2 separate regions of the Homo sapiens genome follow, and region 2 is linked to region 1. The links are chromatin loops, found by intact Hi-C in ENCODE. Cell type or tissue: dorsolateral prefrontal cortex. All regions are shown on one strand. Each heading gives the region's core, and the rest is flanking DNA. Links, peaks and the distances in the headings are about the cores only. Region 1 holds the start of ASIC2 (acid sensing ion channel subunit 2). Region 2 has its middle 38 kb from the start of ASIC2-AS1.

Region 1 (15,947 bases), core at 5,116-10,115:
ACTATCAAATATCATTATCATCCTCATCATCTTCATTATGTCAACTTCTCAGTGACCAGGGACAAGTCACTAAACTTACCTCAATTTCCTATCTTAGTTAAACTGCATGCTCGTTAAGATGACTTTTTGCACTAACACCTTCTGGTTCTCTCCCTGTTATGTTTTACCCACTCTAAATGTTAGTTACAGAAACTTCTGAATCCTAAACTGGATCTCTCTGCCAACCAAGGCATGTTTGGACCATCTTCCTAGACCAAGAAGAGCTGTGTGCTTAGGACATTCAATTGCGTGTGTTATAATTAGCCTGAGAAAAATATGACAAGAAAATTAAATCTTATGCAAATACACAACATAATGCACTTCAGAGGCAAACAGAAATATCTGCATAACCTGCTGTTTAAGATTATCCACATGAGAGCTTTCATCCATTAGGGTATCTAGCAAAGGGTTAAGGGAAAATCTGATCATAAGATGACAAGCTTGTGTACCACCTTGTCATAGGACCTGCTGTCCTTTTTGGATGGGAAAACAGGATAATGGGAAATGAGAAGTTAAGGAAAATAACAGAAGTTGAAATGAGGTGCCAAAGGAAGGCAACCATAAACTAGCTGAAAATACTGAAAAAAAAAAGGTGTGAAGAACATGAAATACAATTACTTTAGTCAACAACATTCACTGACTGCAACCATTTGTGTAGAAAAAAAGGGCATATAAAGACTATGTACACTTATGTATATTCATAAAGTATCTCTAAAAGACCACGCAAGAAATTGATGGCTTTGGGAGCCTCCAGGGAGGAAAACTGGGTGGCTGTGGGGGCTGGGGATGGGGTGGAGAAACTTTTTACTAGATACTCTTTTGTGTTTTTTGAAACATGTGAATATGTTACCAATTTCAAAATGGATTCTTTTTAAAGATCCTCTCATAGGGTGAGCAGAGAATGAGTTAGAAGTTGGAACCTGGATTCTGGTTGTGCCCTTTATCAGTATCAACCGGTGTGATTTACAGCAAGTCTCTCCCAACTCTGGACCTTGACTTCCTCCGCTGAAAGTGAAAGGGTTAAATTATATTTTATACCCAGCTCCCACTTCACAGGGTTCTCCATTAAGCAGGGACCACAACGCTTCAGCCACACTTCCTCCAGCCCTGTGGAGCATGAGCTTCCTAGCTCCTTTTACTCTGGACCTGGTCCTTCTAGCCCACGTTCTTTCTTTTGGTGGTCATGGCCCCTTCTTTGACCTCTTATACCTGGGAATTGCTTGTGATAGAAGAAAGGGAGCTGAGAGCTTGAAGTCAAGTAAAATGAGAATGACTAAAAGGGCAAAAAACCACTTGGTGCATCTAAAAAAGACCCCAGAAAAAGAGAGAATTAGGTGAGGCCAAGCGTGTACAAAAAAAAACAGAGTGAGGGAGAAAGGCAGTGGAGATGCTGAAGCACATGAAAGGAAGGAAGGAACAACAACTCCAGTGCCAGTTCCATGGTGGAAGGAAGGGAAGGGTGTAGGAATATCCATGTGCAATGAGTAAAACCGCAGGGGAGAAGTCCTCTCTCTCCTTCCACCAGTACAGGTGTCCCCATCATGACTCCTGGACATTTGCTTAGATGCTATAACACTGGCCACCTCTAGGGCCCCACATGCCACCAGTAGCATTGACTGAAAGGTATCAGATGGCTCTGTTCTGTTGCATTGGTCTATAACTCTGTTTTGGTACCAGTACCATGCTGTTTTGGTTACTGTAGTCTTGTAGTATAGTTTGAAGTCAGGTTGTGTGATGCCTCCAGCTTTGTTCTTTTCGCTTAGGATTGACTTGGGATGCAGGCTCTTTTTTGGTTCCATATGAACTTTAAAGTAGTTTTTTCCAATTCTGTGAATAAAGTCATTGGTAGCTTGATGTGGATGGCATTGAATCTATAAATTACCTTGGGCAGTATGGCCATTTTCACAATATTGATTCCTCTTATCCATGAGCATGGAATGTTCTTCCATTTGTTTGTGTCCTCTTTTATTTCGTTGAGCAGTGGTTTGTAGTTCTCCTTGAAGAGGTCCTTCACATCCCTTGTAAATTGGATTCCTAGGTATTTTATTCGCTTTGAAGCAATTGTGAATGGGAGTTCACTCATGATTTGGATACCATCTCACACCAGTTAGAATGGCGATCATTAGAAACTCAGGAAACAACAGGTGCTGGAGAGGATGTGGAGAAATAGGAACACTTTTACACTGTTGGTGGGACTGTAAACTAGTTCAACCATTGTGGAAGACAGTGTGGTGATTCCTCAAGGATCTAGAACTAGAAATACCATTTGACCCAGCCATCCCATTACTGGGTATATACCCAAAGGATTATAAATCATGCTGCTATAAAGACACATGCACACGTATGTTTATTGCGGCACTATTCACAAGAGCAAAGACTTGGAACCAACCCAAAGGTCCATTAATGATAGACTGGATTAAGAAAATGTGGCACATATACACCATGGAATACTATGCAGCCATAAAAAATGATGAGTTTGTGTCCTTTGTAGGGACATGGATGAAGCTGGAAACCATCATTCTCAGCAATCTATCACAAGCACAGAAAACCAAACACCGCATGTTCTCACTCATAGGTGGGAACTGAACAATGAGAACACTTGGACACAGGAAGGGCTTGTCGTGGGGTGGGGGAAGTGGGGAGGGATAGCATTAGGAGATATACCTAATATAAATGACAAGTTAATGGGTGCAGCACACCAACATGGCACATGTATACGTATGTAACAAAACTGCACATTGTACACATGTACCCTAAAACTTAAAGTATAATATAAATAAATAAATAAATAATAAAAAGGTATCAGAGAGCACCCCTAGCTTCAGGCAGAGTTGGAGAGAGAAAAAGGGAAGAGAAGAAGAGAAGGGAAAGACAGGAGGGGAGAGGGAGGCAGACTGACACAGAGCCACGAAAACTACAGAAATAAGACCAAAAAAAAAAAAAAGGCAGAGAAAGGGGAAAAAAGAGATTGATTTAGGGTCACAGTTACCCCCACAAAAGCCCATGTGCCTCATAACATCAATAAACTTTATTATTTATTTATTTATTTATTTATTTATTTATTTATTTATTTATTTTGAGACAGGGTCTCACTCTGATGCCCGAGGCTGGAGTACAGTGGCATGATCACAGTTCACTGCAGTCTCGACCTTGCAGGCTCAGGATCCCCCCACTTCAGCCTCCTGAGTAACTAGAACTACAGACGTGCACCACCACATCCAGGTAATTTTTTGTGTTTTTTGTAGAGACAGGGTTTTGCCATGTTGCCCAGGCTGGTCTCAAACTCCTGAGCTCAAGCAATCTGCCCATCTTGGCCTCCCAAAGTGCTGGATTACAGGCGTGAGCCACTGCACCTGGCCAGTGAATTTTAATATTAAAAGTAATGTGGCTCTTATCACCATTTGCATAACAGCCCTAAAAGAAAGTGCATACAGCATTCTAAGCAGCACACCAAGAACCCATCATTGCTGTTTCATCTCTCCACCCACCACCTCCATGAAATTCCTGAAGCAAGGGGACGGTCAAGAGCCCCCAACCACCCGCAGAAATATCAGGAGCTAGAAGTACCAGATCAAGAGTAAAAGGGTTGGTAGGCTTATACTCCACAGGGCTGGAGGATCACATTGCGAGGAGATTCACACCCAAGAGCCTATCTCAAGAGCAAAAACTACAGGAGAAACAGTTGAAGGAACTGGTGACATTTAGCCTGGAGAAGAAAGGATGGTCTTGAGGACTTCACTAGCAGGTGGACTGCTAGACCCCTTTCAGCATCAACGTGCTCTGATTCTATAAAGAGTTTGAAGAGTTTCCATGTGAAAGAAATACCAAAGTTATTTTTGTGTGGGTCCCCATGGATAAATTAGGAGAAATGGGAGAAATTCACATGGAGACAGACTTCAATCTGATGAAAGGAAGAAGCTTTAAACACAGCAAGATGTTCCAGAATAGAATTGATTACACTGTCACTGAAGGAATGTATTGAACGGATTCCTACAGTGGGCAGGAAGGAGGCTTAGGTAGTATCTCAGATACTTTCCAATTCTGAGCCTCTGAGTAGCAGGTAAACAGGAACACTGAGGGATCCAGTGAAACCTGATCAAGCCACACAAGTGTCAGCTCTGAAAATTGTATTACAAAAACAGAAAACCGTGTTCACTTACATTGATCTCCCCTCCCAACAGATTCATTTAATGAGAGAAAACAGCTTATCAGTGGTGGTGGTGGTGGTGGTGGTTATACCCCAGAATGAGGGCAGGCTGGCCAGAAGACTTTCCTGCCACTGCACACAACATCACACAGAATGCCAGAACACCAGGCATGGTGAACAGATGTTTCAGAGATAAACAAGGGAAATTTTCCTAAAAACTTATGATTGGCACATCACAATGCTAAATGCTAATTTCTTGGTGGAGAGGTTATGTGGGTCACCCCTGTTCTGCCTCATGAATTTGTTTTTCTGGCCAAGGGAGTCTTCCAGGATGGTAACACTAATCCACAGGAGCTATTGTGTCCAAGTACCTCTGAGAACTGAGGCAGCGTGGACTAGGGCTGGAGAACACAGGGATGGAGTGACTACCTGGGCAAAGCCTGCTCTCCTGACTGGTAGCTGTGTGGCTTAAAGTGAGTAACTTAACCTCTCTGTGGTTAAAGTTTCCTCCTCTTTAAAGTAGAGAAAAAATGGTATTTGCCTCATTTTGAGGATTAAACACTTAGAGCATGTATGATACTTGTTTTTAGTGTAAAACACTTACAGGAGGCCCTAGCACTTAGGAAGTCCCACATTTATATTATTATCATAATAATATAATTTTGTAAGGAAGTATGATGGAGGGGGGAAGCCCTGCACTTTGAAATGAGTTAGAGTTGGATTCAAATCCTGTGCATGCACCAAGGATTTGCATCAACAATGGTAAAAATAGCCAGGCATGGTAGCACACTCCTGTAATCCCAGCACTCTGAGGCTGAGGCAGGAGGACAGCTTAAGCCCAGGAGTTCAAGACCAGCCTGGGCAACATAACAAGACCCTCATCCCTAAAAAACAAATAGTGTATAAAAAAGGCCAAAATACCTCCCCCGCAGAGTTGGAGTGAGAAATTAAATAACATTTATTTATGTGCCTAGTTCTGTACCTGGCGTATAGTAGTTGTTCAAGAAATACTAGCTCCTTTTTCCTCTTCCCCGGTAACAGTGTTTCATCAACGTGCTAGGTCACTGTGCTAAGAGGTAGGGATACAAATATGAAGGAGGTGTAGTCCCTGTCTGCAAACGGGTCATAGTCCAGCAGAAAGGCTTGGACACAAACAATGATAAGGGCTATCCTAGAGGTATCAATCTTCCAAGGTATGCTGGGATCATAGGAAAAACATGACCCAAGTTTGTCTGGGAGAATCAAGGAAACCTTGACCTAGGAGGCAATGCATAAGCTGTGATTTGAAGAAAGAACAGAATTTCACTGGGCTGGTCAAAGAACTGGTCAGAGAAGAGGGTGGGAGTATTTCAAGTTGCATAGAGAATGTGCTGCATACATGTGCCATAAAGAGAGCCATCAATCATTGCTTGGAGTCACTAGCTGCCCGTGTGTCTTTCTCTAGATTTCTGTGTCAAGGCCCCTTGAGGCCTAAGCAGGATACCCCTCCTCTCCCTGAAAGAGCTACCATCTGGAGAATTCACAGGAAATCCCATGGCAGAGAAGACAGTTGGTCAATCAAAAGTAGCACATGTACATTTCAAGGGGGAAATAGCTAGGAAAGAGCAAGCCCACAACAGCTGAACACATCAGAAACCCAAAATGTTTTAAAGGCTTTTATAAAATAGAGCTTCATGCCACTCCAGATTTATGATGCTGGAAGATGGCACATGCTTGTCCTGGTTGCTTCATCAGTAACTGCACTGAGGTCACTAGGTCACCCCACCTTGGCCAAGACACGGGTCACTGTGGCATTTCCAGGACCCTTGAGACCAGGCTGGGAGCACTGGAGTATGAGCCTTTGGTAGAGGCCCCAGTACAGCAGGCAGCTTCAGAACCCTCCCCTCAAAGCCAGCAACAGACATCTTCAAGCAACCAAACCCAAAGCAAACTGTCATCAATGCCCAACTGCAATAGCTTTTTCCCCAGATGAGTGAGAAGGGTTTCCAGGTGTGTGTGTGTTGTGTATATGTATGTGTGTTGTGTGTATGTATGTATGCAGTATGCATTGGGTATATATGCATTTAAGTGTATATGTTGGTATACATGTATGTTCATGTATATGTGTGTTGTATGTGTAGTGTGTGTGTGTGTTTGTGTATATGTGTGCTTGTACATGTGTGACTGTGTGGATGTATGTATGTGGGTGAGTGGGAAATGAGGGGCTCAGAGGTCCTCTTCTCCAGAGACCAGATGCAGGGAGTCATCACGCTGTAAGGGTGCCCTCAGGTCAGTGGGGAGGGAAAGCCCATCCCAGCACTGCTTCTCTCCTGCTTGGAAACCCACAGCTCATTCAACAGATCTGGCCAAATTGCCCCTAATTCATCATTACAAAGACGGTAAAACTCCTCTCCACACCCAAATCTCTGCTTCCCCAAGCCTCCTCTCCCCAAAGGATACACACGTTGGTCCTTCTTCCACTGGAGCATCCTCCCACCCTTGGAGTCCCTTCACACTGCCTCCACCACCAAATTCTACTCTCCGGATAATGTCTGGAAAACCCCTTTATCTCATGGAGTAATGGGGCTCCAAGTGTTCCCTGTCCCAGCAAGGGGAATGGGAAAGATGGAGTCTCCTGTCCCTGGAAGTCCTACTCCCCCTTCCCACCCTCTTGGAGAGCTGTGCTTGGCAGACTGGGCCAGGGCTGAGCAGTAGGCACTTCCAGGGAAGGGGCTGGGACACACATGGGATGTCCCTAAGAGGCTGAGGGGAGGATTGTCGCACTGAGCCTACCCTGCTCGCAATGCCTCAACACACATACTCATTACATACAACACATGCACATACACACACACACAAAACACACCAACCACACACCACATCTAGAAACCCTGATATCCATCCACACATCAACACATGCATTTCAAACCCAGGACTCACTAAGTGCACACATACACACACGGAACATACACGTCACCATAGACACTACATCCTGCATGCACCACACTCTAATGGCCACAGCACGCCACCCGCAGACATGCTCACATTCAAGAGTTTCACAGAAATGCCCATTCACACATACACAATGCACATCCTACGCACACCCAATACTTGGCACCACACTCGCAATCGTGTTCAAATGCCCACACTACACAGCAACTCGCTCTCTCTACAGCCCATCTCACACCCTCAGGAGTCCTCTCACCCCTGTCTACACTGGGGCCACATCAGCACAATGGTTATACTACTTATCTCTCCCACAAGCCCATACACCTGAGCACATCTGTACAGCGCATCCCCATCCCGCTCCCCACCACACCCCACCCCCGCACCCGGCCGACTCCAGCAAGAGGCTTCCCGCTCGGTGTGCAGCGGCCACAGTGGCCAGGAATTAAAATGCAGCGAGGAGGAGCCGGGCGCGTCAGCACCGCGTCTCCAGGAGCGCACGGCGCTCACGGCCGCCGCCGCCCCGCCCGCCCGGAGCCGCGGGGCCAGCGAGCTGAGGAGCAGGTGCTCGGAGCCCAGCCGCGCCAGCGTCGCGCGGCCGCTGCCCAAGTTCGCCTGGGGCCCAAAGAGGGTTCTCCCGGGCAACCGGGGAAGGAGCTTAGCCGGCGTCACGGCCACCGCGAGCTCGGAGTCTCGAGAGGAGAAGGGCGCGCGGAGCAGCGAGTCCGGGTCACCCCCGGGAGGTGTTGGCGGGTCCCCGCAGTCCCCAGCTCTTGTCGCCGCGGGGGCAGAGAGAAGACGCGAGAGACAGCAAGGCTGGGCTTTTCTGGAGACGCGAGGCACCTGGGAGAGCCGAGGCGAGAAGCGACACTTCCCTGCGGCTAGCATCCTTGAAGGACCCCGGCGGCGAACAGCCTCCCGCAGGACGCCCTGAGAAGCTCTCAGCCCCAGGCGAGAGCGGGCGCCTGGCAGGACTTAGGCGCAGGACTTGGGGAAGCCTAAGCAGGTCTCTGCCGAGCGCAGCCCAGGGAGCAGTAACAAGGAAGGGTCCTGGAGGGGAAGGGAAAGAAGGCGGCAGCCGGCAAGGCGACCACTCACCCCCGTACACACCCACCCCGCCCGCCCAGCCAGGAGCCGCGGTGCGCCTCTGGGGGCGCTCGTTCCTTGGCGCCTTCTCTCCCGTGTCCCAGCACCGCTGGGCTACGGGCCGGGCTGGTGGGGTCCCTGGGGATGTCCAGATCAGGCATGGTGGCCGAGTGGCCCTTCTCCCAGGACCAGCGTAAAAGCTGGGGTTAGGCGGGGCAGGGGGGACTCGGCTCAGGGTCCCCCGAGGTCCAGGACGAGGGAAGGCGGGCGCAGCACCCAGGGACTGGAGAGGCGGCTCCCAGTGGGACCCCTCCAGAAGTAGTGCCGGGCGCCGGGCATCCTCCAGGAAGACCAGGGGCCGGGAAAGCCTGGGAGGCGCTCGGGAGAGGCCACTGCCAGGGGCTGCGGGCTGAGGCGGCGCTCAGCCCCGGGCGGGCGCCCGCGGAGGCGGCAGCGGCGGCGCCGGGCGGGCATGCCGCGCCACCGGAGCTCCTTTCGGGCGCACGCTTCCCTGGCGCGGGCTGCGCGCGGCTGCCGCTGCTGCTGCTTCCACTGCTGCTGCGGACTCCCATGGCGGCTCCGCCCGGCCGGGGCCGCCGCCGCTGCCGCCAGCCGCGGGCTGAATGAATGAGCCGGATTGGCGGAGCCGGGCTGCCCGCAGCCGCGCTCACCGGCCCGGGACGCTTCCGCATGGCCCGCGAGGAGCCGGCGCCCGCGGCGTTGGCGGCTGCCGGGCAGCCCGGGGGCGGCAGAGGCGGCGAGCGGGCGCTGCAGGGGCCAGGGGTCGCCCGCAGGGGGCGGCCATCGCTGAGCCGCGCTAAACTGCACGGGCTGCGGCACATGTGTGCCGGGCGCACGGCGGCTGGGGGCTCCTTCCAGCGGCGGGCGCTGTGGGTGCTGGCCTTCTGTACATCCTTCGGCTTGCTGCTGTCCTGGTCCTCGAACCGCTTGCTCTACTGGCTCAGCTTCCCGTCACACACGCGGGTGCACCGCGAGTGGAGCCGCCAGTTACCCTTCCCCGCCGTCACTGTGTGCAACAACAACCCGCTGCGCTTCCCGCGCCTCTCCAAGGGGGACCTCTACTATGCCGGCCACTGGCTCGGGCTGCTGCTGCCCAACCGCACCGCGCGCCCGCTTGTCAGCGAGCTGCTGCGGGGCGACGAGCCGCGCCGCCAGTGGTTCCGCAAGCTGGCGGACTTCCGCCTCTTCCTGCCTCCGCGCCACTTCGAGGGAATCAGCGCCGCCTTCATGGACCGCCTGGGCCACCAGCTGGAGGACATGCTGCTCTCCTGCAAGTACCGCGGCGAGCTCTGCGGGCCGCACAACTTCTCCTCCGTGAGTTGCCCTCCGCGCGAACCCGCTCCCTCTGCGCCCCACTCCCCGGCAGTCAGGAGGCCTGGTGTTCCGCCCCCTCGGGGCTGTCCCCAGGCCTCTTGCAGTGTTACCACTCCACGATGCCAAGGCAGAACCCATTCTTGGGTCCCCTGAGTCTTCTCCTGCAGGTTGTGGGAACTTGGACTTAACTGTAGGAGGAGTCGCCTCCCACCAGTGGGAGCTCCCCTGTCCCAGCCCCTCCTTCCAGTGTCAGCCCCCAAAGCCCTCATTCTACTCCTTATGGTCCCGTCTGTGAATATTAGTCAGCCTCCTTCTTCCCGACCTCAACTCCAGGCCCTCAGGACTCCAAGAAACTGCTCTGTGTTTGGAGTGTAGATCTCTTAAGTGCGGACTTCTTGTCTTTGGGAAAACCAATAGACGGCTCTTAAAAAAAAAAAAAAAAAAAAGGAAGCGCTTGAAAAATGGATCATCAGGGGAATCACGCAGAGTCCCTAAGCAGGCCTACGATCCGAAGCAGCTTATGTCTTCAAAGTTCCCAAACACTTAGAATCTAGGAGAACTTGTGAGGAAACTCCCAGAAAACCAACACTGAAGCTGTAGACAGTTTGGTGGGAGAGGCAGCAGCATGCTTTGGCTACTTTTTCAAAATGCAGGAGTCTTGAGCATCCAGCGGAACTGAGCAGTGGTGCGCCAGGGTTGGGCCCTTCACCTGGCCTCCGTCCCCCATAAAATGTAAGTGTGGGTCTTCTGGTCTGGAGGATTGCTCCGGAGTTGAGAAAGCATCCTAGCAGGCATGTGGATGCAAACAGCCGCGGCCAGGAGAAGCTGTGCTTAGGGTTTGTAAACCATTTGCTGTGCCGGTTCCCCCACGCTGTGGGTCTGGATAACGCAGCTGTTGGACAGAAGGTATCTGCCTTGTGCAGTCTGCCTTGGAGGAGTTCTGGTGCCAGGCCCCAGCATGATGCATGCCTGTCCAGCCATTCGTGTGTAAATGTCCCTTAGGTGGGTTTGGGCTTTTCCACTAGTGCAGGGAAGGTTGGTGTGTGTGTTTATTGGTAGTGCTATGATGGTGATTTTACCAGATCTGATTCATCACTCCTGAGATCCTCATTTCTGACAAAGCTTTTTTTGGGATGGTAAAGAGATGCCACGGTTCCAACAAGTGTTGGCATGATGCCGGTCAGACCAGGTCTCTCATTGGCTGATTGGATTATTCCTTGTCTAGGAAGGCAATCCTGGCTTCAATCTTGTCCTGCTGGCTTTGCTTTAAGCTTGTATATTTAGTAGCCCTGAATTATCCACTCCGAAAACATTCCTTATTTCCTGAGATTTTCAGCTGGCTTTTAAAGAATATCTACCTGATGGCTCCCTGCTTTGGCAAGTAGGAGATGCTGTTAACATATGCTTCTAAGTGATTTCTTCCAGGACTCCAAGCACAATTCTGAGTTCCACGAAGCTGAAGGAATGAGGGCAGCGATCTCTTGTTGTTTATTGTTTTTTTTGCTGATCACTAATTAGCAGCCTCAAGAGTTAGATTAAAGTTCAAGGTTACATCCAAGTAGCAACAGGCCCTCGCTCCTGCTCCAAGTTTTACAGCATGGCCCATCAAATGTAATTCTGAAAATCTGACTATTGCTTTGCAAAGTGTGTGGAATTGCATTCTAACAGCCACTATGCACTTTTGATACTCACCGCAGCCCTGCGTTAATGAGTTTTATTCCCATTTTTAAAATAAGAAAAATGAAGCTCTAAAAAGCTGTCCAATGCTCAGAGCCAGCAAGTTCAAAGTCCAACTTTGCATACCACTAATTGCATTACACAGAAACCACAGGTACCCTTCCTCTCTGACCTTGGGCCTCTCTTCTCTCAGAGGACTTACACAGGACTCTTGCCCTCTCCCCCACCTCTACTCCTAGGAATCCTGTCCCTCCTAGGAGCTGGGAGAGTGGAAAGTGGAGCCACCCCATGTGGCCCAGGTCATCAGAGTCTTGGCAACATGTCCCTGTGGCATGCAGAGGACACAGTCCCTTCAGGAGCCACCTGACTTCAACCTCTGCAGCAGGCATGGCCATGAGTTGTGTGGGTCAATTGTTAGGGAGTTGAAGACAGTAAGGTCCTTCCCACTGGGGCACACCCTTCTCTTACCTCCCTGTACTCTGAGTCCCTGCGTTTGAAGAGTTTGCAGGCACACACACATCCAAGCAAAAGTATTACCTCCATTCCCCAAAGGTATGTGTTCCTGGAGACTCAGGTGACCCCTAGTGGCTTCCTATCATGGCCCAGTCCTGGGAGTATCCAGCCCCTTAAAGTTGCATGCTGTAGGTTTTTCCAAGGACCTCAGAATTAAAGGCTTCACCCCTCTGTCTGTAGAAGCCAGAAGCTATTTCAGGGAGCCCCAAATATACAGCAGGCCTGTCAGGAATATTTTCCTCTAACCACACTGCCTTGTCTCTAGCCTTTGTCATCTTTGATGGAGTGGCACCAAAGTGTAGTGGCTGAGAACATGAACTCTCAAGCTGCACTGACTGGGCTCAAATTCTGAGTCTACCACTTACCATGTGCCCTTGGGCAAGTGACTTAATCTCTCTATTCTTGAGTTTCCTAAATCATCTAATGGAGATAACAATACTGTATACACCATATTAGTTGTGTGTGTGTGTGTGTGTGTGTGTGTGTGTGTGTGTGTGTGTGTCAGAGAGAGCTCTGAAAACTCTGCTGAGCTCCTATAGAAATGCTTCCTTTCAATCACATCAGCCTCCTAACTGGTCTTTTGGCCTCAAGCTCTGTCCCAGCCAACACCCTGCATCCCATTGTCTGCTTTACAGCCAGAGTAGTCTCTAAAGCACTGCTCAAAGCACATGGTTTCCCTTCTTCAAACCTTTCAGTGGTTCAGCTGTCCTCAGATTAAGACCTGAGCTCCTCAGACCCTCCACCTGGTCCTGCTTTATTTCTTGCCACACCCTCCCTCATACCATATACTCAAGGTCTACAGAACAGCTCCCAACAGCTGAATCCCTGCTCCTCAAGCCCCTCTGCTTGGTTTGGTTTCCGCTGCTGCTGTAACTCCCCTTTCATGCTGCTTTGTCTGCCTGGGGGACACCTGCCTGCTCAACAGGCAGCTCTGGGGTTTCTCCTGCTTTGGAGCCTTTCCTGACCACCTGCTGCATCTATGCCACATCACCAAACAACTGATGCCTTCCCCTTCTTGCCCCTCTTCCACCCTGTTTAGATGTCAATCCTCACACAGGCACATGTCATCACACCTGTTAGACTGTGCCTGTCTCCCCCTCCAGACCAGAGTAGGAATCATATCTGATGTACTTGCTGCCTCCGGCACCCAACAGACAGCTTGACAAGTAGTGACAGGAAAGGACTGGGGAATGCATACCTCCATCAGGTACCCCCAACATTCCCTGTTGTCTTGTGTAGCCTGCAACAAGGCTCCTGGCTTAATTCCTCTAGAGAACACCAGTGAAATGTATTTCAGTGAGAACCAGGCCACTTCTGGGCATTTATTCCTTTTGGGAACAGAGAAGGGAAAGTAGAAAACAAGATGCCAAGCACTCCCCAGACACCTGTGCTCCCCAATCCTAAGAGGACTAGAGCAACAGGTGAGAGATGGAGTTCTAGAGGAGGCCTTTGGGGGGAAGTGCCAGCTGTCCCTAAGTCCCATTTCAGCCAGTTAGTCCCATGGTCTGGAAAGAAACCTGGCAGGGGAGGGGGGTGTCTGTTGGGTCTTATCCTCTAGGCCCACTCGAGATGTGTTTAGTTGCAGCTCCTCTCTTTGTTGCAGCTGTGCAAGAGTTAATCTCTCAGCAGTCAGATAAAGCAGCTTGGCTTCTGAATGCCTGTGTTGTTTCCCTGGCATCAGCTGTGGACTTGAGCTCTGCACACTCTGGCCCTTCTGGGGTTTCCTGGGCCAGAAGAAGGGAGCCTTCCCAGTAATTGGGTGGGATGCAAAACAGTGAGGCAGAGCTATCTGAGCACTGGGGCTTTGGAAGAAGAACCAGGGGGTTGGAACAGAAACCAACAGAGGCCAATCTGAGGTCCTCTGCAGGAACAAGGAGCAATGGCTCTCTCTCTGGCAGATGGCATGGTTCAGGGGAGAGTGCCAGGCAGACCTCAGCGTGGGTCTTTGGTGCTGCCATTTCCTAGCTCTGTGCCTTGGACAGACACTTTGCTCCATGAGCCTCTGGTAATAATTCCTGCCTCGGAGATCTGAGGTGAAGATAACATATGAGCAATAACTGGCACATGCCTGGACAGCAGTAGGTGCTCAATATTCAAGAGCCATTATCATAATGTGGATAAAGTGCTCAGCTCAGTGTCTTGACATCTGATGGTAGCAGTTGCTATTCATATTTACTATAGTATTCATAGTATTCATAGTTACTATTCATAATTACTATTCATATAATTATCATATCATATTATGACCACTTACCTGAGTAGAGATATATGCTCATTTTCTCATTTTCCAGTTCATTCATTCAATCGACCAATGTCTCTTGAAGGTCAACTATATACTAAGTTTCTGTACTAGCTGCTGGGGGGTATAAAATTAAATAAGGCTTGGTACATGCCCTTTGGGAGCTCTCAGTGATGTTGAGGACAGAGGTGTGTGAATAGATACCAGGAGCGTACAGAGGTGCTGTGTGGGCTCCAAGGATCAGACTGGGGATCTTCGATGGTTTATTGGAGGAGGTGGTATCTCAGCTAAATCTTGAAGGATAAGTAGAAGCTCCAAAGTAGAAAAGGAGAGAAAGAGGACTTCAGGGTGAGAGGACAGGAGTCCATTGCAAGAGTTCAGAGACATGAAATAATGAGATTGAACACATGCATTCTAGGCCCCGCGCCTAGTTCAGGGTGGCTGGAGGGAGGGACTGGATGTGCTGAGATGGGAGCTGGGCTGAGGGGTGACGATGCAATTATGTAGTGGGTGCCTGGAGACCAAACTAAAGTTTTTGAACTTTGCAGCAAAACTCTGACTTCTTTCACTACTGGTTGTTAGACTGTGGAGAGAGACCTCATCTGTGTCCCAAACACCCCAGCTGCCACCCTGTTCCTAACTCTATGAGAAGCCACTCCTCCCTGCACCCTTCACTATTGCCCAACCCCCTCTGCAAGAGTTAACCTTGAGTTCAGATTTTGGACCACTCATATGTACTGAAAGCGAAGAAAACAGCATTTAGTTTCATCACATTTTGTCACATCAGACAAGCTGGCTGCTACTTGCCAGGACAGAAAGCAAGAAATCATTTCAGCAACATATTGTTTAAAATCAGCTAACTCTGTTGAAATGGCACTAGGCCAGGCAGTCCAGTAGTTGGGAGGATGGATAGCTTTAGGGAATCAAGAAAGATACTTTTGTCTTTAGAGAAAGAGGAATAAATAAGCTAATACATGTGAGGTGCTTAGACCCATTCCTGGCCCTAAGTAAGCACTCAGGAAATGTGAGCTATTTCCATTATTATGACTTGCGGTGAGAATTTTGAGTGAAGGACAAAGGCAAATAGCATTGGGCAGCTGTGATGTGCCAGACTCTGGCTGGGCATGTTTCATGTCATCTCAATTCTGTGCAATAACCCTGGAAGACTGTGTGAAAATCTACATTTTATAAATGGGTGAACTGCAGTGCTGGGAGCATCTGTAATCCACCTAAAGTCACAGACTCAGCAGGTGACAAAGCTTGGGTTTGAACCCAAGTCCTCCTGACTGCAAAGGTACATGCACGTTCTGCAGCTGCATGAGGAAGGAGTCCATCAGTAGGAGGCAGGGTGTGTCCTGGGAAGTCCAGCCCAACCTCAGCTTTGCCCTGGCTAGTTGAGTGACTTTGGTTTCAGGATTCTCCTGTTTAATATGAGGGCATGAGCCAAATGATCAACGGGATTTAGCTGAAAAGTTCTGTATTCAAGTGGGCAGTCAGGGGAATGGAGAGCTCAAATAGTGCAGATGGCGTGAGTTTTTCAGCCAACCATTTCTTTTCTTTGCAGAGCTGAAACAGTAATTAAGGGGGGAAATGTACAAGTTATTGAAGTGCTAGAGACAGGATGGTGATTAAATAGACATTTATACAAGGAACATGAAAAGACCTCCACCAGTTATTTGACTTCGGGGAAATTAGTTTAGGGAATCAAATGTAAACTCCACTCAGGTCTGCAGATATCCAAAATGACCAACATCAGGATGATTCTGATAGTGGCTATTTTGGGGCCACTTTGGCCAGTCACGAAGGCATCAATCAAATGTCTGCCCAATGGAGAAGGGCTGGAGAAATAGCCAGGACATTTGCTTCGCGGGTCGGTTGCCTTCATTCTCCTAAGTGATTTGCTTGGATGAACTACTCAGAAATTGAGTAAATTTCATTGACTCAATTGGATGTCAATTGGAGTCAATGCACATTAAGCACCTACTG
Region 2 (15,947 bases), core at 3,694-8,693, 230 kb before region 1:
TGCAACTTGGCTAGATGTAGATGGAAGGGAGGCCTGAACAGAGCAGCACGGCTAGCCTTGCCTTGTCTTTTGCTTTTTTCTTCCCTTTTTGAGTTGGATGCGGGATGATATATTCTAAAGGCCACCTTTACCCAAGCATTATTCTCCCTGCCAACCAATCCCCTTCACCAGCCGCCATTATCTGTCATCAGAGACAAGACAACAGAAGATAATAGGAGCTTCCAATTCATGCTGCTTCTTTCTTCCATTCTCTGGGGAAATTATGTCGAAAATTTTTTTCATTGACTTATTTATTATAAGTGTAGAAAATGAATTGCTTAAAGGTTTGTGGTGGGGCAGCCCAGTTGCTATCAGGGTTGTTGGTGCTCTGGCTGGAGGGAGAGTTCCAGGGGTCTGGTGGGGTGTTAATTAAATGGATTGGCCTCCCTTTTTCCCCACAGGAAGCCCATGTGATGGCCCCAAGCTTTGTCTCAATTTAAAACAGAAGCAGTACTGCAAGTCCACTGGCTCCCTGCCTCACCTGTCCTATAGGATCACAGCTGGAAACCACACACACACACACACACCTACCACATACACGGGTCAGCCAGGCCCAGGTTTGAATCCTCCCTGCCACCTCCTACGAGGGCGTGGTAATGACACTTACTGGCCCTGACACCTTCTCACCTTGGATGCATTGCTTAATTGTTTGAGCATGACTTCTTCTTGGGGTTACCAAGGCATTGGGTCAAATGAGCATCTGCAATACAGTAGGGCCTCCATGAAGTTCCATCTTCTTCCTCCTCTTCCTACAGAAAATGTCAAAGCGAAAGTGGCCTTAAAGATCATCTAATCCAGTCCTACCCTCTGTCCAATGGGAGTCAGAGGCCTGGATTGGGACAGTGATTTGCTCCAGGTCTCTCAGTGAGAAAGTGGCAGAACCAGGCTCCATGACCCCCTATCCAGTTCTTTCCCCCTCACCACACAGCCTCTCTGTACCCTGATTAACAGATGTACTTCATTTTAGGCACATGTCCCTAAAATGAGTGTGTAAATGCAACTCTGGTAAGCCCACAGATACCATGCATGTGTCAGGGGGTTCTCTTTAAAGGGATATTCCTGATATTCCCATTGTTCACGATGACCCTCTTTGTCAGAGTTTGTTGTTTTTGATTCAGTTTTTCCAAGTATGATTTCCATAAAGTGGGACACACAACACCCCACTCCTGGTCATTTTTCACCCACTGGAGCACTCTCCTCTGCCACCCTGATGTATCTCATTTAATCCTCATGTGGAAGGGAAAGGAACCACGTGTGTTCCTTTCTTCTCAGCCCAGAGTTGATTAGGCTTCGAGCAAGGCAACTACTCCAGAGTTGGTTTCTGGTAAGAGTCACTTGGTTTCAGCTACTTCTGAGAGTCCAGTGTGGAACATAAAGCCTTTAGCTGTTGCTTGGTCTTTGAATGGGTTTAGGGCCCTGATTCTGGCTTTCCTTGAAGACTCAGGTAAGAAATTCTCTTTCCTTAGATCTGCCCACTGGACAGTGCACCCTACTGTCCATCTCCTCCTCCCTGGCACACACATCTGAAGAAGAACAGTATTTCTCCTTCCTTCCTGCACCAGGCATCCACATGCATTCTCTATTGTTAGATCATAGAAGGAAGTAGGCACACAGGGCGCCCAGCCCTCCTGCACAGGTAGCAGATGGGGGCTCCGACCAGAAACATCCTGAGCCAGCCCAGCATCACCCCCGAAATATAAAATGACTAGCTGGAAAATAGAGATAATCTGTCTCAATTATGTGCAAGTTCAGCAAATTAAGGCCCAGCATGAGGAATCTGCCTGTGTTTTGATTAGGGAACAGATGCATTCGACCATGAGGAATTCTTACAAAGCTTCCTGCATGGACATCAGATCTGGCCTTTCCAGGAGACACAGTCACAGAACTGTTTACAGTGGGGAATCTGGGGTTTTCTGGGGAGGGGAGGAGAAGGGGTGGGCAGCCCAGGTCTGGTTGGCGGACTTTCCATCTCTCAGATGCTAGGCAAGCAGGGTCTCATAGCCTGCCCAGAGTACCACCAATGCCCTGGCTGTATAAGGGCCTGATGAGGGCAGCAAAGGCAACCTGGCCCTGATGATGAACAATCCAGCACCCATTCTTAGTGAGTGCCTACTCTGTGTTGGGCATAGGTTTGAGCTAGAACGTATAAGAGAAACAAGTGGAGAGAAAGCCCCAAAGAAAAAGCAGAAGAGCCTGGATCTGTCAGACTCAGCTCCGGGGGACATGCTGGGAGATTGGGAGGTGGACTCCTGGAGCCAGAAAGAACAGTCCTCCTTCCAAAGCAATAGAAGAGAAGGAGTCCTAGGGTGGCTTGATCAGAGTGAGGGAGACATGACTAGTAAGAATTAACCCCATCAGGATCATCAGGATGAATGACGTCCCCAGCACCTGACTGCTTGGGGTTTCATCCTCTGCTGCCCTGCAAGAAGAAAGAAAAGCGTCTGAGAGATCTCACTTAATGGGAATTCTAAGACAGGATGTTGCTCCAGAAAAGGCTGGTTGGGTACCCTCCACTTTCAAATCTACTATTTTTGCTGGATATGTGAAGTCCCTGACACATAAAACAGGGACTTGGTTCCTGTCATCTTAGGGCTCACAGTTTACTTGGGGCTGAATTCCTCACACTTTTTGGTCACCATATTATTCTAGGTGAAGGCTCGCAGAATCAGAATCTTCAGGAAGAGACTAGAGATTTGTATCTGTGAAGTGCAGGAAATTTTGACCTAGGACAAGAAGATACCCACGAGTGGAAAGATAACTTACAGCCTAAAGCAGGACAGGCAGTAAATGCTGTAATAGCTCAGTCAGAAGTGACCACTGATGACTAGTGGGGTCTGGGAAAGCTTCCTGGAGGAGGTGAGTCTTGAGCTGGGCTCCAAAGGATGGATAGGAGTCATAGGCCACCATCAGCCACCACCCATGTTGATACCACAATTCAAGCTCAGTAAGAAAAGCAAAGCTGCTAAGATACATAAATAATAAGGGATTTGTTACAGACACTTGACCTTCTGCTATTGTGGGAGCTGGTCAGTCCGTCTAGGTAATGCAGAGGTATTTGCATTTGATGCTGGATCTCCATGTCTGCAAGGCAGGAGGTAGGGAGGGGAAGATGGAGATAAAGTGAGGGATAACAAGGATAAGCCAGAACCCGTGAGCCCGAGCTGGAATTACACCAGGTTGGACTAAGACCCCTGTCAGTTTTATTGCTCTGACCTTGACGGTGAGGGTTTCCTGCAGAAGATAGGGTCCTTCATCACAGAACAAAGCTCACTCATCTGGCCAGGAGGCAGAGAAGCTGTAGATATTTCCAAGGGGTGGTGGAGTGGTAGCCTCACACAAACAGCCAGCAGCTAAGCGACAAGATATGTGAGCTACAAAGGGGCTGCTTCACTCTGCCCTCCACACCTCCCACATGACTCTCTCGTGTCCGCCCTACTCAGAAAGACCTGGTGGCAGGGAATGCTAGGAAGTGTTGCGCAGTCTAGCCATGTAGGCACACAACTCAGCCAGCATGCCCTCCTGTTCCATGCACATGACTGAGGCTGACTACAGGACTCAGTGAGGGGAAGGCAGCCCAAGTAGAGGGAACGTCAAGAATAAGAGCACAGAGACAGGAATGACACAGGTATCGGTGATGGGGGAACAGAAGAGACTGGGATTCATATTGTAGGTATAATGAAGATAGACTTTGAGGGTCACAAGGACCTTTGGCCTTTCCTGTGCCCTGGAATCACATTCCCAAGGGAGCTGCTGGGCTCCCTAGGCACTGTCTACACTCTCAGCTGGACTCACTTATGACTAAGTTAAATACATCTGGGAGGAAGCCCAGCGCTGTAATGTGCACCTGTAGTCTCTACTACTTGGGAGGCTGAGGCAGGAGGATCACTTGAGGACAAGAGTTCAAGGCCAGTCTGGGCAACATAATGAGACCCTGTCTCTAAATAAACAAACAAATAAATAACACTTGGGAGGCAGGTGAGTGGATGGAGGTGGAGGGACTCAAACTGGGGACCTCATTCTCGTGAGCAGCAGCATGACCCAACTCAGCTAAGCTGCCACACCAAGCCAGCACCTCCCCACCATCCTCGTTAGCCATATGCATATACACCTAACAAGCTGTGACACCCCCTCCCAGTGCACACCTCCGAATGAGTCTACACTTCACCCAGAACATACAGAAACAATACTGGTAAAAGACCACCTTTCTTGTTTTACATAAATTCTCATTTCCATCATACCTGTATGGGGAGAACTCATTCTCTCAACTCCAATCAAAGAGACCAAGCTCCCACTTCTGGTTCACAATTTGCTGGCTATGCAATCTTGGGCAAGTCAGCCAATCTCTCAGAGGCTTCATTTCCTCCTCTGTGAAATGGGAATAATAATACTTACCCTGACGATGTACTGGGAAGGCTAAAAAGGGGATTCTATGCACAGTGTCTCTATATAAGGAACCCAACAACGGTATATCAGCACATTCTGACTGGAGGGCAAAGAATTTGGAGGCAGGGATTAGCAAGAACTGGGCAGAATCTCAGAGGCTGAGCCTGGGGATGGTGAGAGAAACTCCTGAGCCCAGCCAGACTAGGACACCAGCATTGGCCCAGGGGCATGCTGAGTTGCTCCTGAAAGTGAAAGATACCTGCTCAAAGCTGAGAGGAGCTGGAGAAGGTTGAGGCTGACCCCTGAGTGTATGACTGAAAGAGACAAGAAGGCCCAGGGGTCATCCGAAGAGTTGATTTAGAGCAAGATTAGATCAATTTCCTGAGGCTATGCTATGGATGAGAACTGCATGGAGACAGCACTTACATCATGAGAGCAGGAACTTCCCCTCCGTCCCAGCTGTTCTGAGATTGCAGCCCAGTGAAGGGTGAGCTTCCCCTCCCTGGAGCTACATCAGCCGTGAGTAGATGACTAGTTGGTAGAGTGAGCACAGAGGGCCTTTCCAAGCACAGAGACAGAGCACAGAACTGGGTGTCTTCGAGATTATTTATAACAACGGGAAAGTGTCATTTTCTGAGTCAGTGTTCACATGGGAAGGGGAACCTGCCAGAAGCCAAGCCCTGTGCTAGGAGCCAGGAATGCATTATGCTACTTAAACCTCTAAGCAACCCTCTGCAGGAGGTTTTATGATCCTAGCCGGGCACAGTGGTTCACGCCTGCAATCCCAGTACTTTGGGAGTCCCGGTGGGTGGATCACTTGAGGCCAGGAGTTCGAGACTAGCCTGGGCAATATGGTGAAACTCCATCTCTACTATAAATACAAAACAATTAGCTGGATGTGGTGGTAGGTGCCTGTAATTCCAGCTACTCGGGAGGCTGAGGCACGAGAATTGCTTAAATCTGGGAGTAGGAGGTTGCAGTGAGCCCAGATGGTGTCACTGCACTCCAGCCTGGGCAACAGAGTGAGACTCCATCTCAAAAAGTAAATACATAAAAAATAAAGATGGCTTTGTGATCCTCATTTTAGAAATCAAGAAACAAAGTTTCAGAGGGGCTGAGTACTTTACCAAGATGACAAAGACAGTGAGTCCATTGCTGGAATTTGACCTCAGAACTAGGGTCCTTCATCACAGAACGAAGAGAAAAGAGAAGGGTCTTTTCCTTAAGACAGAAGAATCTGCAAAAAGAAGATTGAGGCCCAGCTCAGAAGATGGGTGTCCTGACACTTCTTGTCACCCACTTGCTGTGTAGATCACTTTCCTTCCTGCAACCTGGCTTGATCATGTGCTGATCTCTCTTGGGCTTGCGGTGGGTGGGGTAGGGGGAGCCAGGGGTTGCCCTGGCCTTTGTTCTGGGCAGCCCCAGGACTGCACGGTGCAGAGCGGGAGGCAGTTTTCAGGGATATTGCGATGCCACACGGCTTCAGTGTCTGTGTCTGCACTGGAGGTGGCGCTCTCGTGTGTCTGTTCTTGTGGGAATTCATGGCACCGCAAATAAAACTAACACTTGGATTTTCAAAACACTTGGATTTTCAAAGTTATAATCTAGGGCAGACAAGAATTCTTATTCCACAGATGAGAAAACTGAAAATCTCAATGAAAGAAACTGATAGTCACTGAGTCCTGTGAGGGACTCTTTACTGCGTCCTCTCACTTAGCACCCAAGGCAATTCTGGGAGACGGGAATTACTGTTCCTATTTCACAGATGAGGAAACAGAGGGTCAGAGAAGTTTAGTGAGTTGCTCAAAGTCAAAGAACTAGAAAGGGGCAGGATTCCAACCATGGTCAGAACTACTGCCAAGCCGCTGCCCCTACAAAGACACCTCAGGGCCCCCCACAGGTGGGCCTCAGCCCACAGCAGGAGCCGGTGGGCCTTCAGCTCACTCCTGCAGGGAAGACTCGGTTTCTCAGAGGAGTCCGAATGCTCTGCAAATGTAGGCCTTCAGGAACGGGGGAAATAATTCATTGACCCTTTAAGATTCAATATCATATTAGCAGGAGCTAGAATGGGGAGCAGATAGGACTGGAGGTTTGGGGGGCTGGTGGGGAGCCCACGAGGGGGTACTGAGCAGAGGGCACAAGGCTGCCTGGTAGGGACAGCAGTGACAGGAAGGAGTGGGGGGACTGACAAAGAAGTGCCATGGGTCAGAATTTTGCCATCCCTGACCCTTCCTGACAGGATGCTCCTCTATGCAGCCCCGGAACCCACCCAGCCAGCTGGCTTTGCTCAGCTATCCCATAGGCCAGGCAGCGGCTGCCCAGCAGAGGGCCCCCTAGCCCTGGCTGAACCACACTGCCCGCAGTTGCCAGAGGGCCTCCCTGCCCGCCTAGGTGCCAGGTGATGGGGGAAGGGGCCTGCCTGCCATGCACACCCAGAGGAACAGCCTGGGTCCCCTCTTGTCAGGTGTCTTCAGAGGCCCCACATCAGGGTTCTGAGGAGCGGGGATGAGGTTTTGCAAGGTATGGCCTTTGAGGGTAGATGATGACCGTGGGGCATGAATGCTGGGCTCCAGTCCTAGCAGTGCCATCAGGTTACGTGACTTGAGCAATTCCTTCCCCTCCCAGAACTCAAATCCACCCGCACTGTAGACTAGAAGATTCTCAACAGTCCCTCCAGCTCTGCCAGTCGGATCCAACATCTTCCTTGCCCATCTCTGCCAGACTCTCAGCAGGCTCTCACGGGACCCCAGCTGGGCTGTGCACCCTGCTCTGTGTACCCACTGGGAGAGACTGACTCCTTGGTCATGTGGCTACTTCTGTCTCCAGGACTTCGGGGGCGTTGGCCGCATCAGAACTGGGCCATCCCTGCCCTACAGTCACCATGGCTGCTGTACCTCTTGTGTCCCTGTGTGCCACACTCAGAGTGAATAACTGTCAGCAAGGCTGGCCCCGAGTGGCAGGCGCATTATCCAGGGGCCCTCTTTACCTCCCACCTCCCCCTGCAGAGCCAAATAATTCATTCAATTTCAGCTAATTTGCATCCTTCAAAAGATACCCCTTGGCCGACGACAGTGTTGAGCCCCTGCTTACCCAGCTCCAGAGGCCTTTATTTGCTACTTCTCCCGCAAGAGGCAAAGTGCTGTGTGGACCCAGCCCAGCCTGAGTCCCAAGTCCCGAGACCTAATCTGCCAGTTCGCCACGAGACTGCCTTGAGGTTATTGAACCTTGTCTGTAGAATTCCTGCCTGCCTGTTATGAAATAATAATAATAATTATTATTATTCAGACTCCTGGCTGCCATAAGCCAGCAATGCCAACATCAGTACCTTCTCTTCGAAGTTTTTGCTTTTCCAAAGTAGTCCAACATGATTCCAGCACCCACACACCCAGGCAGGTGAGGCAAGCATCCCCTAGCCTGCTGGTTCCACAGGCTTAACCCCAGGGCCTGAATGTCAATTTCAAAATACCCTTTGTCATTTCCCCCTGGGGAAGAGGCAGATTCCCAGAAACAGAACTCCCTGCTATCTCAGAACTCCAAGACAGGAACACAGGTGAGGCCCAGGGATACATTTGCTGTGAAGCAAATAAAGTTTTAAGCTTTGGGGCCGCTCACTTGCTCCTCCACCCTTCATAGCCCCAAGAGGGGCCCTGTCCGTGGGTAAGGGGATCAGCCAGACTGTGGGCTCACTGCCGCCCTCTCGTGGTCTCTCTCCAAACTGTCCCTCCTGAGGCTCCTTGTGTGCTGAACATTGCTGGGCACCAAATTAATACGACTGTACTGGACTGGGTGATTAATCCCAGGTGGCCATTCACCAAACTATCCTTCCAGCTCCTCGTGTGTTGGACATAGTTAGGCATACTAATTAATACAACCTCCCAGTTAACCACTGGACCAGGTATTCCTCTGAGTAAATGCTAGAGCATGGTGTAGCTGTGACAAACACTGGCCAAAGAGCGTATGTTCTGCAGGTGCAGACACAAGAATGAATTCGCGAGTGATTTTCATGCTTCCCCACTGACCCTGTCTTTCTGTCCCGTATCCTTGTTCATTCCTTTCTGCCTGGACAGTGTTTCTTCAAGTAGAACAGCTATACTTCTAATCACAACAGGATTATTACCCTGTGACTACAATGCATTTATTAATGACCCTCCCCCAAATCTAACAGCCAAAGAGGCCCCTGGGGAGGGGCCACAATAAGCCAGAATTCTCGTTGCAAAGATACCCTCTGCTCATAATCAGCTCTTGGATGGTAGGAATAGCAAGGAATGGCAATAATTAACACATGAATGTTTAACAGCATTTGTTTCTCTGATTCCTGGGCTGTACTGAACAGTCATAAAAATTGTTTTCTCTCTGAAGCATAAAAAATGTTCTGAAATCACCTGGTGCATTCACAGATGTGCTGATTAACTGTGGCCTGGAATGTCACAGTGACCACGACCCAGGCTTTGCTCTTGGTCAGTTGAAGTTCCTGGCTCACTCTCGGTTACAGCAACCTGCGTGGGTGGCCTGAAGTGAGGTCAAGTTTGACAGACGGTCTAGCAGTGCCTGGGCACAGAGATTATTCCCACTCTCCTTAAAAAGACCTTCCTTAAGGAGGCCTCCTCCTCCTCCCTAAGGAAAGTGCTAAATCCAGTCCTTTCCAAGCCCAGTGGTGGTGATTAAGCTGCCTACCTGCTCAAAATGCAGCAGTTTTTCCATGACAGTGAGCCGAGACCCACTTGTGCGCTGATTAACATGGAGACTCCTGGACTCTACCCAGAGAGTCTGATCCCATGAACCTGGAAAGTGGCATAGAAATCCAGATTTGAATAAAGCATCCCAGATGGTTCAGGTGCATGTGTTTGCAAAGCCTAGGTAGAGAAATACGGGGGTCATAGCTCGTCAAATGTCAGAGCTCAAAAGCTGCCCCACAAGCCCGAGGCCAACTGTGTTTAAGGGGGTGCTCAGTGGAAAGAGAGGAAAGGAGAAGGGTAACAAGCTGGGCGGCTTCCAGCATTCCTCCCTCACTTCCACCAGAGCCGCTCTGCTTCTATTTGTATAACGGAAGGGCCAAGAGCAAGGCCTTATGGCCTCCCTCCATGAGTTCAAGTCACTTACAAGCCGTGTGACCTTGGGTAAGCTACTTCACCTCTCTGTGCTGTGGCTGCCTCCTCTGTAAAATGGGATGATGATTAAAAAGAGTAGTTATCGGCCCGGCGCGGTGGCTCACGCCTGTAATCCCAGCACTTTGGGAGGCCGAGGCGGGCGGATCACGAGGTCAGGAGATCGAGACCATCCTGGCCAACATGGTGAAACCCCGTCTCTACTGAAAATACAAAAAATTAGCTGGACGCAGTGGCGGGCGCCTGTAGTCCCAGCTACTCGGGAGGCTGAGGCAGGAGAATGGCGTGAACCCGGAAGGCGGAGCTTGCAGTGAGCCGAGATCACGCCACTGTACTCCAGCCTGGGTGACAGAGCGAGACTCCATCTCAAAAAAAAAAAAGAGTAGTTATCTCACAGGGCCACTGTGGGATTAAATCAGTTAATGTGTCCAAAGCATTTAAGAACAGCTTTAGGAACACACTAAGCATTTATTCTTGCATATTAGCTTTCATAATATTATCTCATATATTGTAATGAGGCAGTAACATTGTATTCACTTTATTTGTTGTAAGGTGTAATTTGGAAAATGAAGGTGCTATTGTTTTTTAAAAGCCTCATAAGTAGTGTATCAGTCCAACCAATTCATTTTATGGATGGGTAAACTGAGGCCCCAGGGAGAGAACAGCTGGTGGAGGCCACACGGCAAATGGAAGCAGGAAAGGAACCCACCCAGATCTGATGGAGCTTAGTGCTCATGGTGCCCCAGCCCACTGCACCTGCTGCCTCCCTCAGGAAGTCAGCTCCAGCTGATGGCAAGTTTGGCCTTGCCCCCTGCCACATCATGCAGGGGCTGGGACTCCACCAACCTTAGCCTTTTTCAGAGCCCACGTGGGCAGCATTTCTCAGTCTCTCCTTCGCCCGCACTTCCATTGGCTTCAAACGCCATGGCTATCAAAAATAAGCTCACATCCTGGAGGTATCTGTTTCTAGAGCTTACTCTTAGGTTTCAATTTCCAAATTTCTACAGAGTTCAGGCGTTATTGAGGAGCTCAGGACTGATAGCCAAGAGGACATTTTCTATTAGCCCTTCTCCAAAAAAATCAAAAAGAGGCCAGGATGACACTCATCTCTTGCACTGTTCCTGCACATCAGAGGGGCAAATAGATATTTGTGTTCAAGAGGATGATGATCAGAGGCTGGGATCAGGACTGGGTGCCCTCTCTGGACTTCCAGGCCAGCTCCCAGCATGCAGCCTGCGGTCGTTACACTCCAACACATGGTTCTTCCTCCTTGTGTAGTTCCCACCCACATTGCAACAGGCTTGGTCTAGGCGACCTATGAAGGAAGTGATTATTATGTATTTTATTTTATTTTTTTATTATGCTTTAAGTTTTAGGGTACATGTGCACAACGTGCAGGTTTGTTACATATGTATACATGTGCCATGTTGGTGTGCTGCACCCATTAACTCGTCATTTAACATTTGGTATATCTCCTAATGCTATCCCTCCCCCCTCCCCCAACCCCACAACAGGCCCCGGTGTGTGATGTTCCCCTTCCTGTATTATGCATTTTAAAAGACTGTGGCCTCTGGCTTGAGTGCTCTCTCACTTGTGTGCATTGACCCTCAGAGTAGATTCTCCAACCCCAGTTAAGTCTTCAAATACTGCAGCCCCCAGCTGGCATCTTGACTGCAACCTCACAAGAGACCTCGGCTAGAATCACTCCGCTAGGCTACTCCCAACTCCTGACCCACAGAAACCATTTGTTATAAATTGCTAAGGTGTAGGGTAATTTAATACGCAGCAAAAGGCCAGATGCCATGGCTCGCGCCTGTAATCCCAGCACTTTGGGAGGCCGAGGTGGGTCGATCACTTGAGGTCAGGAGTTTGAGACCAGCCTGGCCAACATGGTGAAACTCCATCTCTACTAAACATACAAAAACTAGCCAGGCATGGTGGTGCATGCCTGTAATCCCAGCTACGCAGGAGGCTGAGGCAGGAGAATCACTTGAACCTGGGAGACAGAGATTGCAGTGAGCTGAGATCGCGCCACTGCACTCCAGCCTGGGCAACAGAACGAGACTCTGTCTCAAAATAATAATAATAATATGCAGCAAAAGGTATAACTAAGATAGAGGTTATGAGGGTTTGAGAACCATTTCCCAAAGCAAAGAAACAACATCTAGAAGAAAAGAGAGGCTTCGTTAACTACCAGGGACCCTGAAAAGAAGGGATAAGATGTCCTCAGACCCATGCGGCACCGATACATTCTGATGTGTGAGGGTTTTGACAAAGGAGCCAGAGATGAAAATCTGGATCCTGCCCTAGGGCAGTCCATTGTCTATTGAAAAAGACAGACAGGAAACAGGAAATCAAACCCAGTGTAATAAGAGCACAACACCTAGCCCAGGCATGGGAGGGAGGAGGGTGGTCAGGCAAAGTGTCCCAGAGACAGGGACTCCTGATCCATTTACAGGCACTGAGTACTAAGCCAGGCACCTCCAAGGAGACAAAATAGATAAAGCCAAATCCCTGATGTCAGCGAGCTCACATCAGTTCCCAACACCAGTTGTTCCGTTGTACCCAACACCAGTTGCACACTAGACTTACCTGGAAGTGTTAATAGCACTAATAAAATTCCCAATGTCCAGGGTCCACTCCAGACCAATGAAATCAAAACTTCTGCCTGAATATCGGCATTTTCAAGTCTTTCTAGGAGAATCTAATGTGTAGTTAGGTTGAGTGCCATTACTGTAACTGAAGGAGCAACAACAGCATCACCACCCCTCCTCCATACACACACACACACACACACACTCACACTCACAAACACACTTACAAACACACATTCACACTCACACTCACACACACACACACATACAAACACACACACTCATACGCTGTGATTAATAACTTTGGTAATTTCTATGTGAGTGATGCAAACTGCACGTTCTGGTTGTGTGTGAAGAAGGAAGGCAATGTGGGAGTGGTGGTGGCCTCGGGAGTATCTTTCAGCACATCTCTGCAGTTCTGGGCTCCACCCAGCTGGACACTGCGCTCTGCGTTCTTGTTTTGTTTTGTTTTGTTTTGTTTTGTTTTGTTTTGTTTTGTTTTGTTTTGGAGACAGAATCTTGCTCTGTCGCCCAGGCTGGAGTGCAGTGTCAGGATCTTGGCTCACTGCAGCCTCAACCTCTCCAACTCAAGCTACCCTCCTACTTCAGCCATCCCCCGCCCCAAGTAGCTGGGACTACAGGCGCACACCACCACGCCCAGCTAATTTTTGTATTTTTTTTTAGAGACCGGGTTTTGCCATGTTGCCCAGGCTGGTCTCAAACTTCTGAGGTCAAGCAATCCATCCACCTCAGCCTCCCAAAGTGCCAGGATTACAGGCGTGAGCCACCGCACCCGGCCTCTGCATTCTTCAGAACAGGACGGAGGTCAGGACAGGAATAGCAAGCCAAGTCCGAGAGTGGGCATCTGGGACTATTGAAGCCTCAGGATTGGTCCTAGGAGCCACGGGCAGGGCTAAGCTTGCAGCTAAGGATCCAGTAGCCCCAGCCATGCGGGAAGGAAGCAGAAGCCGTGGGTCAGACAAGGCCTGGAAGAGGATGAGTAGCCTTAAAAATAAATAGAAGGGAGGAGAGAGGCACTCAAAGGCACTGGACACTCTGCTAACACTTCACATTCCGTGTCTTGAGTTATTCCTACTAGAACACGTGAGTATTCTCATCTCCATTTTACAGAGAAGAAAACAGGGCTGAGAGAGGTTCAACCCATGGGCCTGAAATACCCATAGGCCATGGAGTGAGTTTGGTGCCAGAGCTGTGCTGAATAAACCAGGCTGTGAATGTCCATGGCTGCCTCAGGGTCTACTTCTGAGGCCCACCTGAGCGCCCCATAGGAAGATCCAGAGCCAGCCAAGGCTGGTTGGGAGAGACTAGGCAGGGCTGGAGTGTATGGGTATGTCCTGGGAATCTAGAGGGGTTTGGGACAGAATGTGCTCTCCTCCTCCATCCCCTCCCAACCCCAGAGCTTCAGGAACAGCGACGGAGCAATTCCTCTGCCCTGTGCACTTCCCTCCTTGCCCCATCCACCAAGTGCCAGCTAGGCAGCTATAATTCATGATGGATCCATTCATTCTTTTACTCCTTTATTCACTAAATACTTACTGGCACCTATGACAGGCTGGGCACATATCCGTGGACACAGTACAAAAGAAAGCATGACTTCTCAGGCTGTGGTGCTGAGGGCTGGCACGGAGTTTGGCAGGAGGTGAGAAAGAACATCTGGGAGAAAGGACCGAGGTCCTGCTTCCAGGGGATAACACGGGATGACTCCTCAAGGCCCAGCAGCTTCTCTATGGCCACACAGCCAAGGGGCCGAGAAAGTCAGTGATTTAGAGAGTGAGCAAAGCCATGAATCAGGGAAGAAGGTGGAGTAGCCCATGAGGTAGAGGACAGACAAGGCTGCCTTTCCAAGACCACGTGATCTTTTTAAACTTTAGAATCCTAGTTCCTAGCAGCACGGTCATAAAAGTCCTTAAATGATCTATTGTAATGGTATGGGATCCCATTCCAGAAAAAGATCCGTAATTCTTGGTCACTGGGGAAATGCCCTGGAAAGATCAATAAGGGCAGGACAGAAGTCCAAACAGGTGGCTCTGAAATGCTCGGAATGTAGGAGTCCATTTGTCTTGTTGGCCTCCTGTCCAAAAACAATGCTTTCCCTCTACAATCCCCTCCCCTTTGGCCTGTTCCTAATTCCTCCCACATTCCCCCCAAATTTCTCAATTTTACCAGTTAGGAAGGCAAGGACCGCGATGAGGTTGAGGGGGGTGTGGAAGAGAGGATGGGGAGATGGAGGAAGGAGAGGATCAGCAAGGCAGGGCCATGAACGTGTGCTTCTCAGTGGTGCATTTCATTTCAGTTCATTGGGGCCTTGCTGTGTCATGCACAGCTAAGTCCCTTGAAATCCAGGGCCTCAGTTCTCTCATCTGAAAATTCTGAGTCAGGAGTGGCAGGTGGTCAAGATTAGGCTAGAGCATGCAGCATGAAGGCAAAGGTTCAGAGCCAGAGAAACCTGTGTTTGCATCCAGTTCCCAGCTGTGTACCTGAGAAAACTGCCTACAGCTGGGAATTGTCTTCCATCCCTGCCAAATGGGAGTGATGTCTACCCACGAGGTACACGAGGTTCCATGTGTCATGCCCCCAGCAGTGTGTCTGGCACAGCTGGTGCTCATATTCATTGATCCGATTATGTGAGGGCAGTGTTGGTGCCCTCCCTACACCTATGATGGCGTCTAAGGTCACCCCTGAGCTGGGGGCTGGAAGGGGCACAGGTCTGTGCCTAACAGAAGGCAGCCTCCAAACAGCCCTGAGCAGATGTGACTTCCAGCTACAGATGGGAGTGAGCCTTCTGGGAAGGTGCCGCCTTTGAACCTGGGCAAGGACAGGAGCCAAGTGTAGGGGACAGAGCAGGAAGCAGTCCCCTTGGTCACAGCCTGAGTGGCAGGAAGGAGAACAGACACTAAACTGAGGACGTCATGGGGTTTTGTTCCCCAACTTCCTCTCACCTCTTACTGCCCCAAATCAGTGAAGACAGGACAAAAATGCCCAACCTAGCTGGCACCAGACAGAAGTTGGGAAGTTGGCTTTAATTGCTTGTCTCTTCTTTGGAGCCAACTCCTCTTCATTCTGTCTCCAATGGCCCCAAAACTCTTAACTACTTTGAAATTAAGAGATACTTTCCTAAGTAATTCTTGGCTCAAAGAAGAAATAAAAACAGAAGTTATGCATTATCTAGAAAGTAATGAAAAGGAGAATACTCCACATCAAAGCCTATGGGACACAGCTAAAGCTGTGTTCAGAGGACATTTTATAGCACTCAATGCCTCTATTATTTCTTGTGAAAAGCTGAAAATAATTGCACTAAGTAGTCAACCTAAGAAATTAGATAAAGAATCATAAAATAAATGCAAAACAACACAGGAGAGTGATTTAATGAAAATAAAAGCTAAAATTAGTGCAATTGAGAACAACAGAAGTATTCTACTCTTACTCTTATTAGTTTCTCTTCTTCCTACAGCAGTCCTGCCATGCCAGCACCCTCATCATTTATACCCATCCCCAAGAATCCCATGCTAAAATTTAGCTTGAAAATTCCGTTACTTTGTAGAATGATCAATAAAACTATTTCGTATAATGCAAAGAGCACAAGACTGGACAACAGGATACATGGTCCAGGAGCCAAGTTCACCATGTTCACCTTGGCCAAGTCACTTCCCTTCCCTGGCCTTCAGGTTTCCAGTTTGCACAGAGTCTGGGGCTACCAGCTGGCACTGACAGTTTGTCAGCTGAACTCCATTCATGGCCAAAACTCCTCAGAAGCAAGAGGTCACCCTCCCATGGGTAAATATTGACAGGCCTTTTGCTGGAGATG

What was found. Hi-C counts contacts between places; a loop is a spot of excess contacts. Peaks named below come from ENCODE experiments on the same cell type or tissue, not always from the same donor. Only the 100,000 strongest peaks of a DNase experiment are listed, where the experiment ranks them.
Region 2: it touches region 1 in a loop (13-fold over the local background); 7 of 110 quality-filtered maps call a loop at or near these places.

What each region holds. Positions count from the first base shown.
Region 1 is chr17:33,284,993-33,300,939 of GRCh38, reverse strand. ASIC2 (acid sensing ion channel subunit 2) reads left to right here and starts at 7,645. Exons shown (of 10, transcript NM_183377.2): 1 at 7,645-9,532. The coding sequence starts at 8,825. RefSeq lists a silencer at 8,448-8,618. In dorsolateral prefrontal cortex, for the core only: no CTCF peak of the experiment used is centred there; DNase peaks (open chromatin) are centred at 7,207, 7,559, 8,315 and 9,333; H3K4me3 peaks cover 2,081 bases; H3K27me3 peaks cover 3,695 bases.
Region 2 is chr17:33,512,787-33,528,733 of GRCh38, reverse strand. It overlaps a transcript of ASIC2 not described here. Among named protein-coding and RNA genes, the nearest start is that of ASIC2-AS1, 38 kb to the left of the region's middle. In dorsolateral prefrontal cortex, for the core only: CTCF peaks have their summits at 6,576 (motif pointing right), 6,775 (motif pointing right), 7,931 and 8,131 (motif pointing left); DNase peaks (open chromatin) are centred at 5,063, 5,919, 6,770 and 8,113; H3K27ac peaks cover 1,406 bases.